Linked DNA regions of Homo sapiens: region 2 is linked to region 1. Evidence: read pairs that join two places in POLR2A ChIA-PET (ENCODE). Cell type or tissue: Caco-2. All regions are shown on one strand. Each heading gives the region's core, and the rest is flanking DNA. Links, peaks and the distances in the headings are about the cores only.

Evidence for each region. Peaks named below come from ENCODE experiments on the same cell type or tissue, not always from the same donor. Only the 100,000 strongest peaks of a DNase experiment are listed, where the experiment ranks them.
Region 2: POLR2A ChIA-PET joins it to region 1 with 7 read pairs; 2 of 35 experiments call an interaction of 5 or more read pairs at or near these places.

The regions. Positions count from the first base shown.
Region 1 is chr2:205,980,787-205,986,165 of GRCh38, forward strand. No RefSeq gene overlaps it. Among named protein-coding and RNA genes, the nearest start is that of INO80D-AS1, 100 kb to the right of the region's middle. In Caco-2, for the core only: no CTCF peak of the experiment used is centred there; a DNase peak (open chromatin) is centred at 3,135.
Region 2 is chr2:205,715,990-205,721,368 of GRCh38, forward strand. It overlaps NRP2 (neuropilin 2), which reads left to right. Exons shown (of 17, transcript NM_003872.3): 3 at 204-385. Among named protein-coding and RNA genes, the nearest start is that of NRP2, 36 kb to the left of the region's middle. RefSeq lists enhancers at 4,254-4,819, 4,820-5,379. In Caco-2, for the core only: no CTCF peak of the experiment used is centred there; no DNase peak of the experiment used is centred there.

The DNA.
Region 1 (5,379 bases), core at 278-5,277:
ATCACCTGAGGTCAGGAGTTCGAGACCAGCCTGGCCAACATGGTGAAACCCCATCTCTACTAAAAATACAAAAATTAGCCAAGTGTGGTGGCACACACCTGTAATCCCAGCTACTCAGGAGGCTGAGGCAGTAGAATCGCTTGAACCCAGGAGGTGGAGGTTGCAGTGAGCCAAGATCACATCATTGCACTCCAGCCTGGGCGACAACAGTGAAACTCCATCTCAAAAAAAAAAAAAAAAAAAAAACCTACAAGATACTTTAAATACTATTATTCAACTTCTTTCTTTCACAGAGAAAGAAATGGAAGGCCGGAGAAGTTAAAACATTTGTTAAACAAGTCTATGGCAGAACCCAGATCTTTATTGTGGGGAAGAAAAGTAATACTCGATATGTGACCCCCAAATGCAGAATACACACCAATGGCTGGAATTTCTAGATTTCATCTAAGTATAATATGTTCTTAATAGAGATATCCAGTAATGGGATGGGCTACTTGAGAGGGAGTAAAGATAGAAGACTTAGCCAGGTGCAGTGGCTCATGCCTGTAATTCCAGCACTTTGGGAGTCCAAGGCAGGCGGATCACAAGGTCTGGAGTTCGAGACCAGCCTGGCTAATATGGTGAAACCCTGTCTCTACTAAAAATACAAAAATTAGCCGGGTGTGGTGGCACTGGGACTAGTAGCCTGTAGTCCCAGCTACTCAGGAGGCTGAGGCAGGAGAATCGCTTGAACCCGGGTGGTGGAGGTTGCAGTGAGCCGAGATCACACCACTGCACTCTGGCCTGGGTGTCAGAGTGAGACTCCATCTAAAAAAAAAAAAAAAATTAGAAAACTTCACACGTGAAGGATGGTTCTTGCATTACGGGAGTTAGTCTAAATTAACCTTCCAGCTCTGATATTCCACACTTCAAATAGAGATAAACGTTTAAGAATATTGTGCACTGTTTATTAATACCGAGGCAACGTTAGGACTACTAGAATAACTAAATCCCACTAGTTCCTTAAAAAGCCTCCCAGGGGGTGGGGATGTAAAAAAAAAAAAAAAGAAAAAAAAAGATCTTTTAAATAAAAAGCCTCCTACCCCTAAATTATTCAATTACAACTTTTGAAGCATCAGTACTGACTGAAGTTCCTTATTTCCCCTACTCACATGTGCTTATACAGCATAAAATGTCTGTAAGACAAGCAGTCAGTGGAGTAGTTAGGAGAGCAGAGAAGCTAGGGTAATAAACAGAACAGATAATTAGTCCTTGAATAACTGATGAACTTAGGCTCCAAGGTCATTATTCCACAACATTCTTTTTTTTTTTTTTTTTGAGATGGAGTCTCGCTCTGTTGCCCAGGCTGGAGTGCAGTGGCGCAATCTCAGCTCACTGCGAGCTCCGCCTCCCTGGTTCATGCCATTCTCCTGCCTCAGCCTCCTGAGTAGCTGGGACTACAGGCACCCACCACCACGCCCAGCTAATTGTTTTTGTATTTTTAATATAGACGGGGTTTCACCATGTTAGCCAGGATGGTCTCGATCTCCTGACCTCCTGATCCGCCCACCTCGGCCTCCCGAAGTGCTGGGATTACAGGCGTGAGCCACCGCGCCCGGCCCCAAACATTCTTAATGGTACTGAAACTACTCCAAACATTTTCGTGACACCAACCAGTGACTGGGTTACAAGTTTGCTCCAGAGGAAACACTTTTCAGAAAGGATGAGTAAGTTGCTTCCAATAATGAGGAATGGCCACAGCTGAGAAGATGCCTTTAAAATACAATCTGGGAAAGTACTCTCCGATCTAATTTGTTTCATAGCATGTTAGTACTTTTAAAATTTTTCTGCAGCATACTTGGAAAAAAATTGGAAGAGTGGCAGGGACAGATATAACATGTCCACTGATAACTGCCATGTGTCCAGCAAGGCTGGCAGATTTGTCCAGTAGAGAAACAACAAGACTTATACCCTGTTGAACTTAGTTTATTGCTTAGACATCAAACAACAACAGCAACCCCAAAAACAAAAAACAAAGAGGCCAGTTCCTCATGTCCTTTGTCCCATAAGGCAACACTGAAACAAAAGTGGCCAGATGACAGCATGGATGATAGCACACTCTAGCTGAGAAGCCTGTGGCATGCTGCAACTAAGCAATTTTATAGCCTGCAGCTATTCCCTAAGGGTAAAGACAAGGCCTCATACCTCAATCAGAACCCAAGAAACAATGAGAGTGTCCCATGACGGCCTCCATGGAAGATGGGGAGGTGAGTGGGAAATGGCCTTAGGGCATCTCCTCATGTTCTGGGACAATCACAGGGCACTATTCCAAGACTTAGATCAGTTGCGGTTAAGCTTTGCCTATGTGGCCTATGTGGAGACTTGCACAGATGACGAGGACATCATGGTGGAGTCATTACCCTAGGCCATGGTGGAATTAAAGAGTCTCTTGGGAAAGATTATGAAAGAGAGGGAAGAGTGACATGCAGACGTCCGTAAAAATAGTCAAAAGGGCTCTGATTAGCAAGCTGAGTCCCCACAAGGGAAAGAGGTCACATGGGCAGTATTGGTTCATTAAGACGGGAATCTACCATGGGCAAAGGGCTAGTGAAAGCCCATTGGACACAGCATAACAGGACACTTTAGACCATTCCTAACACAGGGATCTGGAAATGCTACTTGACATTGTGAGAAAAAAACTCACCTGTCCACACCCAAAGAATGGACTCAAGAGACCGGGAGAACCGTGAAAGTGAGACTTTTAATGATGGTCTTGCAAGATTGGGTGTCTGATGAATGGGAACACCCAGCACAGTTTCAACAAGCAATTTGTCCCCTAGTGCGCAGGTCCCTTCCCCAGTTCCTCATAGGCTGAGGACGATGGGGTCACAATCTTCCCAGACATCGCCTATGATTGTTGGGTAGGGGATTTAGATGGTTTCTTTAGGGTTGTCTTGCTGCATTTTTTTTTTTGCAGCCCACAATGCATTGCAATCCTAGTTAGCTCAGGGGCTCTTCGGGTATTTGACTTAGGACCTAAGTAGCTGGGCAGGCTGATAAGAATAGACAAAGCGAGCTATCTTGCAGACTAGTAAACTTTCATCTTAGACTAAACTTTGGTTCGGGTAAAGGCAACTAAGGGGGTTGGAGGGGGAGGGGGGAGGCCGACAAGCAGGTGTTGGCTATCCAAGCAGAGGCCTAGTATATGCTGTTTCTTCTGTAGTTTGCTGACCTAAGCTGATTCAAGGCACTTTGTCTTGGAAATAGACCACTGTATATATCATTTCCTTTAACAGCAAAAAAACCACATGGGCCGGGCACAGTGGCTAACGCCTATGATCCCAGCACTTTGGAAGGCCGAGGTGGGTGGATCACTTGAGGTCAGGAGTTCGAGACCAGCCTGGCCAACATGGCAAAACTCCGTCTCTACTAAAAATACAAAAAAATTAGCCGGGCCTGGCGATGCGTGCCTGTAATCCCAGCTACTCAGGAGGCTGAGGCAGGAGAATCGCTTGAACCCGGGAGGCGGAGGTTGTAGTGAGCCGAGATCCTACCACTGCACTCCAGCCTGGGCAACACAGGGACGGACACACTGTCTCAAAAAAAAAAAAAAAAAAGAAAAAGAAAGAAAGAAAAAAGAAACTACTAATCTGGCCTAATTCTCTTAGTTTACAGATGAGGAACCGAAGGTCCAGAAAGGTGAGATGATTTTCCGAGGTTACACTTCTACTTTGGAGAAACAGCTTGAGCTCAACCATTTCCTCACGGTCCAAGGCTGCTTCTAGTGGACTACCCACTTCTAAATTGCGACGCAAGTTTTCGCTTTTACCAAAACAAAACTGCACCAGTTAGAAATTGTTCCAAAGCAAAACTGAAACTTCTACTGAGAATGCTACTATTCTGAAGCTGAAATTATGCCTTTAAAAAAACACTTTTTTTTTTTACCAGACTAGTTCAGTGGCATCAAGAATTGCTAAAATCTTAGTAATTTATTTTTTAAAGCATTGTTTTATCCAGATACTTAAGAAGATGTGATTTTAATACTTCATTATTCCATTGCATTTTAAAGCAAGGTTTTAATTTAGTCTCACAACCAAAACACTTTCCAAAAAAAGCATCTCTAATTTGGTAATTTGTGTCAATAAGAAAATATGACTAATTAATATAAATCAGATTTACTGCCAACTTTTCAGGAATACATTTATTTTGTCAAGTAACCTGTTAATTAAACAGGAGTATGATAAGAGAAACAAGTGATAATAATACAAGTAAACAGAGCTTCAAGCTTATCATTTTCAGAGGGAAATGTAGGTAATATCCACAAGCAGGACATCACATTATACTTTTGATACCAAAATTCAAATACAATTTTGGCACTGCTATTCTATCTGTATATAAAAATTAAATAAAACAAAAAAGGCGCTAGATGCATGTTCTTAATGATTAATATTCTGTGCATACTTTTTTCTGCACACAATTTTTAGGGGAGACAGAACACGGATTAATGAAATGCTGACAATCTAACATATTCTGTGACAAATTGGAGTTATAGAAAAAATTGCCAATTTTGAATACCAAGATATATTTGAAGGTTCCTTATTCTCCCTCACTCAAAAAAAAATCAAATATATTATTTGGCGTCTTCTAGCATCATAATGGGCAACAATTTATCCAGGTTCTGCTATATGCATTGAACCATTATCTCCAGCAATAAGGATTTTTATTTTTATTATTTTTATTTTCTTTGAGACAAGGTCTTGCTCTGTCTCCCAGGCTGGAGTGCAGTGGTGTGATCTCGGCTCACTGCAACCTCCGGAGGGTTATCTGTTAGGAAATGATTGCATGAGTTTGGTCAGCAAGTGAGGAAAACCTGCAACACTGGGAGAAATCAAGATGACTACGGATACTGGTGTGAGTTGGGAGTCTTCATATTTGTTCAAAGAATGAATAATTAAAAGAGCAAGTGAATAAAGGCAAAAGTTCACAGTGAGAGCTGGTCAAAAAGGAAAAGATGTTAACTTTGGATTTAGACAAGCTAAATTTAGAATGATGGCTGGATATCAAGGTGGGAGTCCTCAGGAAGGAGCAGGAGATGTGAGGCCAAAGTTTGAGAGTAATCAGAGCAGTAGGTACAATTTTCAAGTTAATCTCCAGGGAGGTCAATGTTTAAGCCAGGGCATAGAAGGATCCTAAACTGGGAGCTCATGTACAGAGTAAGAACAAAAGAGAAGGCTGAGGAGTGATGATGAAGAATTGGAACTGACAAAGAGCCCAGAAAAAGCATCATATGGGAATAAAGTGGAGAAAAGAAACAATGCAATGTTATCAGTCTTGACTGGTTCAAGAGAGGCTAAATAGAATGACATCAAAGGGCATGGATGGCCTCAGAAAGAATAGTTG
Region 2 (5,379 bases), core at 64-5,063, 270 kb before region 1:
TCACTCTGTGGCTTTCACAAAGCACAACGACCTGCAGTATCTCTGTTTGCCAGTCTGTACAAGCAGACATAAGTGCCCTTCGCTTATCCATCTGAAACACCTTAACTTCTGCAAATGAATAGAGAGACATAAGTGGGAGCGACACAGTGGTCCTTCTCATGTCCTTCGAGTGATCTTTTCTTGTCTGTGCCATCCCCACCCAGGTATGACTTTATCGAGATTCGGGATGGGGACAGTGAATCCGCAGACCTCCTGGGCAAACACTGTGGGAACATCGCCCCGCCCACCATCATCTCCTCGGGCTCCATGCTCTACATCAAGTTCACCTCCGACTACGCCCGGCAGGGGGCAGGCTTCTCTCTGCGCTACGAGATCTTCAAGACAGGTCAGTGTGGTCACACGTAGGGGCCGGGAGATGGGCGTCTTAGAGAAGAAGGAGGGACAGCACCCAGTGGGCTGAGGCACTGGGTAAGGGTGACAGTGTCATCCAGCTTGAGCATGGTGAGAGGTTCAAGGTGAACCCACAAACATCATGAGAAGAAGAGCCAGCTCAGATTATCCACCAGCTTAAGGGGGCGGGCTGTGGGCGGGGGGGTGGGGGTGGGGTCAAAACAGCCATTGTTTGTGGTATTAGACAAACAGAAAAACACTTCTTGAAAGAATTGGATTTTTGTATGTTTTTTAAAATCAAAATAATCTTCATGGGAAAAAGCAAAACTCTGATGACTTTCTCACGATTACTTCATGGTCTAATGATGTCTTTATTTGGAACTACATGGGGCTGAGGACATAATCTTTTCATTGTTTGGAGTCTCTAAAGATCTTGCCATGACCTCCCAAATGGGGTCACACCATAGCTTTTAAATTAAAATAAGGTTCCTAGAAATTCCCCTTGGCAGTCCATGTTACCACCTCTGTCCATTGAACCCCTACTCTCTAAATGCCAATGAACTTGACTCCCTGAAAAGCAATCAAAAAATAGCAGAAAAAGAGTCAGAGGGCACTGCACTTGCTTTAAGTTGACTGCTTGATTTCCATCAGGTCCCCCTTAGATTACTTTAGGGCCTGAGAATATGGGCCAGTGCTCATTTCCAAAACTAAATACAGCAGACTTTTATTCACAAGACCCCGCTTCATCAGCTACACTCAAGCTCTCCCAGTGGTGTGTCCTCTTCTGTGATGTGTGGAGCTTGTTATCTCGAGGCTAAGGGAAGCATGTCCTCCAGTCCTCCCCACCCACCACCCACTCCCTTCCTCAGAGGCTCCCCTTCCATCTATGTGTGTGTCTCCCCTCTCCCCCCAGCAGCCCAAGTTTTACAACTCGTGGATGGAGTCTGGTTCGAGGGGAGGTTGTCAGCCTTGTCATCAAGAGGCCCAAGACCGGCGCCTGTTGAGTTCAGTGTGAGGGGAACTATTCATATATATTTTCTTTTTCACTAAACAGCTCTTGAAAGGAAGTGGTAGCTGCTGAAAGCACTTTTTATATCCACTCTGTCTAAATATTTGTCGGATTTGTCTGCCCGAGAACAAGAACGTGGAATCAAATGAAGGGGTGGGGCAAGGGGACTGTGTCATGCAAGAGTGGCAGCCCAGGCTGCTGCAGGGCACAGGTCCCAAGAAGGTTTCTCTGCCTTGGGTTTTCATGCTCCTGACTATGATGAGGTCACAGGGGCTGACAATCTGTGTGTCCAGTGGCTCAAGCTGTTGTGAGGCCCCTGAATAGCTTGATCCATATTCCCCTGAGTCTTGTGCAAAATTCAGATCAATGCCACCAGCACCAGTGGAGCATCCTCTGCTGCCGAGCAGTGGGGAGAATAAAAGAGAAAGAAATAAAAGGGGATGCTTGCTCTCTTCGGGTTGGAGAGGCAGGTGTGCAAACCCTTTGCACGTAACAGATTCGCAGGTGATGTTATTGGATGAGTATGTATGTAAATTGAAAGGAAAACTATGATATGAGGCAGAATGAATAAGTGCAAAGTAAAGGTACAATTGACATGTGGTGGTTATGAAAATGGGGGAGCAGTCAAGTGGCTTAGCAATCGAGGGGCTCCAGAGAATCTATTCAATAGCAAGGTCCCTAGTGCTAATGCTGCCACTCGGCTGCACTGTGCTGGCCATGAAAGGAAAACAGCTCCAAGCAAGATCTTCCAGGAAGCTGGCCAAGGGAAGTCAGAACAAGGGTGAGCAGGGCCATGAAAACTCAGCCTTGGTCTCACACCACCCAACTTAGTATTTCACAAGGCATCATGCTACATTCTCCAGAAAGCCACAGGAAAAGTCAATGTTCACTCTATCCATCATGCAAATTTGAAAGGAGGATATTAAAAGATAAAACATGTAAGAGGGTATCATAATTCAATATCGCTGTCTTGAGGACATGCTGAAGCAGGATTTCAAATGAAGCAACAAGTCTGTGAACTGCCTAGAAACAATGGTGCCAGCCAACGGAGCTAGGTGGCTTCAGCTTGGAGAAATGGGGTGGCCTGCTTTAAGGATTGGGGTTGCCTAGTGAAGAGATTGTAAGAGAAAGCCCTGCCAACAACAGCCACACTCCTGGCAATGTAAGAGAGCAGATGAGAGCCCATAGACTTCTCAGGGCCACTCGTACCTGCCGTCATACCCACCTGCTGCTGGAAGAGCAACTGTCCGCATGACAGTCAGTCTTATATATGCCGGGCGCAGTGGCTCACACCTGTAATCCCAGCACTTTGGGAGGTTGTGGCAGGCGGATCACCTGAGGTCAGGAGTTTGACACCAGCCTGGCCAACATGGCGAAACCTGGTCTCTACTGAAAATACAAAACTTAGCCGGGCATGGTGGCACGTGCCTGTAATCCCAGCTACTTGGGAGGCTGAGGCAGGAGAATCACTTGAACCCAGAAGGAGGAGGTGGCAGTGAGCCGAGATCATGCCATTGCACTCCAGCCTGGACGACAAGAGCGAAATTCCATCTCAAAAAAAAAAAAAAGTCAACCTTGTATAAAGTGCAGAAATGTGCAAGGGAGCAAAATTCAAAACAGAGAAGTTTAGAAAAATGAGCATTCATGCAGGTGCCTTGTCCTATACCCACATTTCCATTGTTGGAGTCAGGAGAGAAAATATACAAAGTTTACGTCATCCACAGAACATGAAAGAAATGGGTGGACATGCTGAAGAAATCCAAACAAACACAGCTATGTTTGCTAGTCGGATTCATAGAGAGGAAGAAGCGGGGGAAACTGTAAACACAGATACGCAAATAGCCATACAGAGGGCTCTAGAAGCCTTCGATGGTACATTACCCTGGTGAGGCTCTGCTGTAGGACCCACAGTGTGAGTGCAGACCAGGGCATGTGGCTGGCGTGGAAGGTTCATGTCTGCCCTAAGTGAAGTGGTGTATAAAAGATTCTATATGTTACCAGACTGTCTACATTTAAAAGGGTAAGCCAGAACAACTTACATACTTAAAAGATCTCAAATCAAGATACCATGAGCAGAACAGAAACAAAAAAAAAAAAAAGGAATTTTTAAACGTAAAATGTCACATTGAAAACAAAATCAGTGGAAAATGTGTGTGTGTGTGTGTTTGGTTTTTTCCAGAAGCTCCTTTAACCATAAGTTCAAGATTAGGTTTTCTTTCCTGTTTGCCTGTGACACTTCAGAAACTGACATTTTTGGGGTCATTCACAGAGGTAGAGAAAACTCGGAGTGCCTACTGCCTCCACTTCCTGAATTCAGGAACTGAATTCACCTTCTGCGGGGAAGGCAAACTCAGCTTTGGGTAAATCCACTGTGTTTTAAATGTCTTGATACCTATAGATTCTTCTACTTGCAGAGTTATTGTAAAATTCACAGCGGAAAAACAGAGTGGACATTTTTCATAGCAGAGTCTTTTCCTATGAAATCATTCGCTGCAACCCAAATCCCCCAGCTTCTGTAGACAATCTTAGCCTTGAGTGGGCTTGAGTATTTGTTGACTTGAGTTCTTCGTTTAACCTTTAAACCTTCTAACACATCTCAGAAAAGGATCTTGGATAAGGCAGATGTCTGCAAGAGCCAGCCAGCTTCTGCCTCCTTTTCTGAGATCTCTTCCTGGCATCTGCTATTCAGCTGCTTTTGTGATGCTGCAAACAGTGAGATGGTACGATTAGAGATGAATGCATGATGTTAACAGACAGGTTTTATTTTTCTGCATAAAAATAGATAAAACTGGACAAAAGTTTTTCCACCGCCTTCAAAATAAGCCAAAGGATATACCCATTTATAGCCATATATCAGAAATGCTTTTTTCTTTCTTTTTTTTTTTTTTTTTTTTTGCCTTAAGTACCTAAGGTTGAAGTTTCTTTTCAGTCAAATGCAGGAGCTCAGGACCCTGGGAACTATGGATACTTTCAAATTTCACATTCTCCAAGCCTCTCTTAGACTCACTAGATGTCCATCGTGGAAGCACTTGTGCCCTACCAATGACAGGAACCAAAGAAAGATTCCGCCAGAAAATTCCCCACTCCCAGGGGGGTGGACATTCCCCTTGCCTTCTAAGGGAATGACAATAGAGCAAGCTCTAAGAGGGCATGTCAGGATGCTCTTTCTAGCTCTCAAGCAAGAAGTGAATAGAGAGTTAATTTCCTCACAACCATGTGTGAGGCTCAGCTGAGTGGCCCGCATGAAGAATGCTGCACAGCAGCCATAAACTCTAACCTTTTCAAAATTCCTCTTGGCCCCCTGAAGACCCGCCAGCTGGCTTGGCTTTGCTGAATTGCCTCATCCCGGGCCATTGAGGAGGCCCTCAGGAGTCCGAAGCCCAATCATAAACAAAGCTGGGGGAGGCAGCCCCAGCTCATCCCTCCAGGACTAGCTGCCCATTGAAAACTCGGCCTGACCTGCTGCTGCCATGCATATGAATGATGGGGTGCAGAGCCTCTGAGATTCGCTGCTTAGAGCCTCCACAGAACCCATGCAAAGGTTAGCCCTTGCCCTCGTGTGTTCCTAGTCCCTACCCTGCCAAAGCACAGCACAAGGTGGAAAGTAGGAAGTGATGGATGGATAGGTAGGAGATACTGGAATTTTCTGTCTGGTGCTGAAGAAAGTTGCAACTCCTCCATCCGCATTTATTTGCATGGCACTTCTTCCAAATCAGACATTTGCCTCTTTCCAGAATGCTGTCATCAATAAAGAGACTCAATGAGAGGCCCCCTACAGGAGCTGCGGATAAAGGCATCGCTGCAGGCTCAGATCAGTGTATTGACATCACCTAGTTATATTTCAGTGTGAGCCCCAGAGGACACTTCCTGACAGTAAACACCCAGTTTATCGAGTATTTCTGGTTGGTTGTGTTTTTTATGCTTAGAGTGTCTATTATCCTCCTCAAAAATCCTGCTTCCTTTTCTTCTTTTAAAATCTG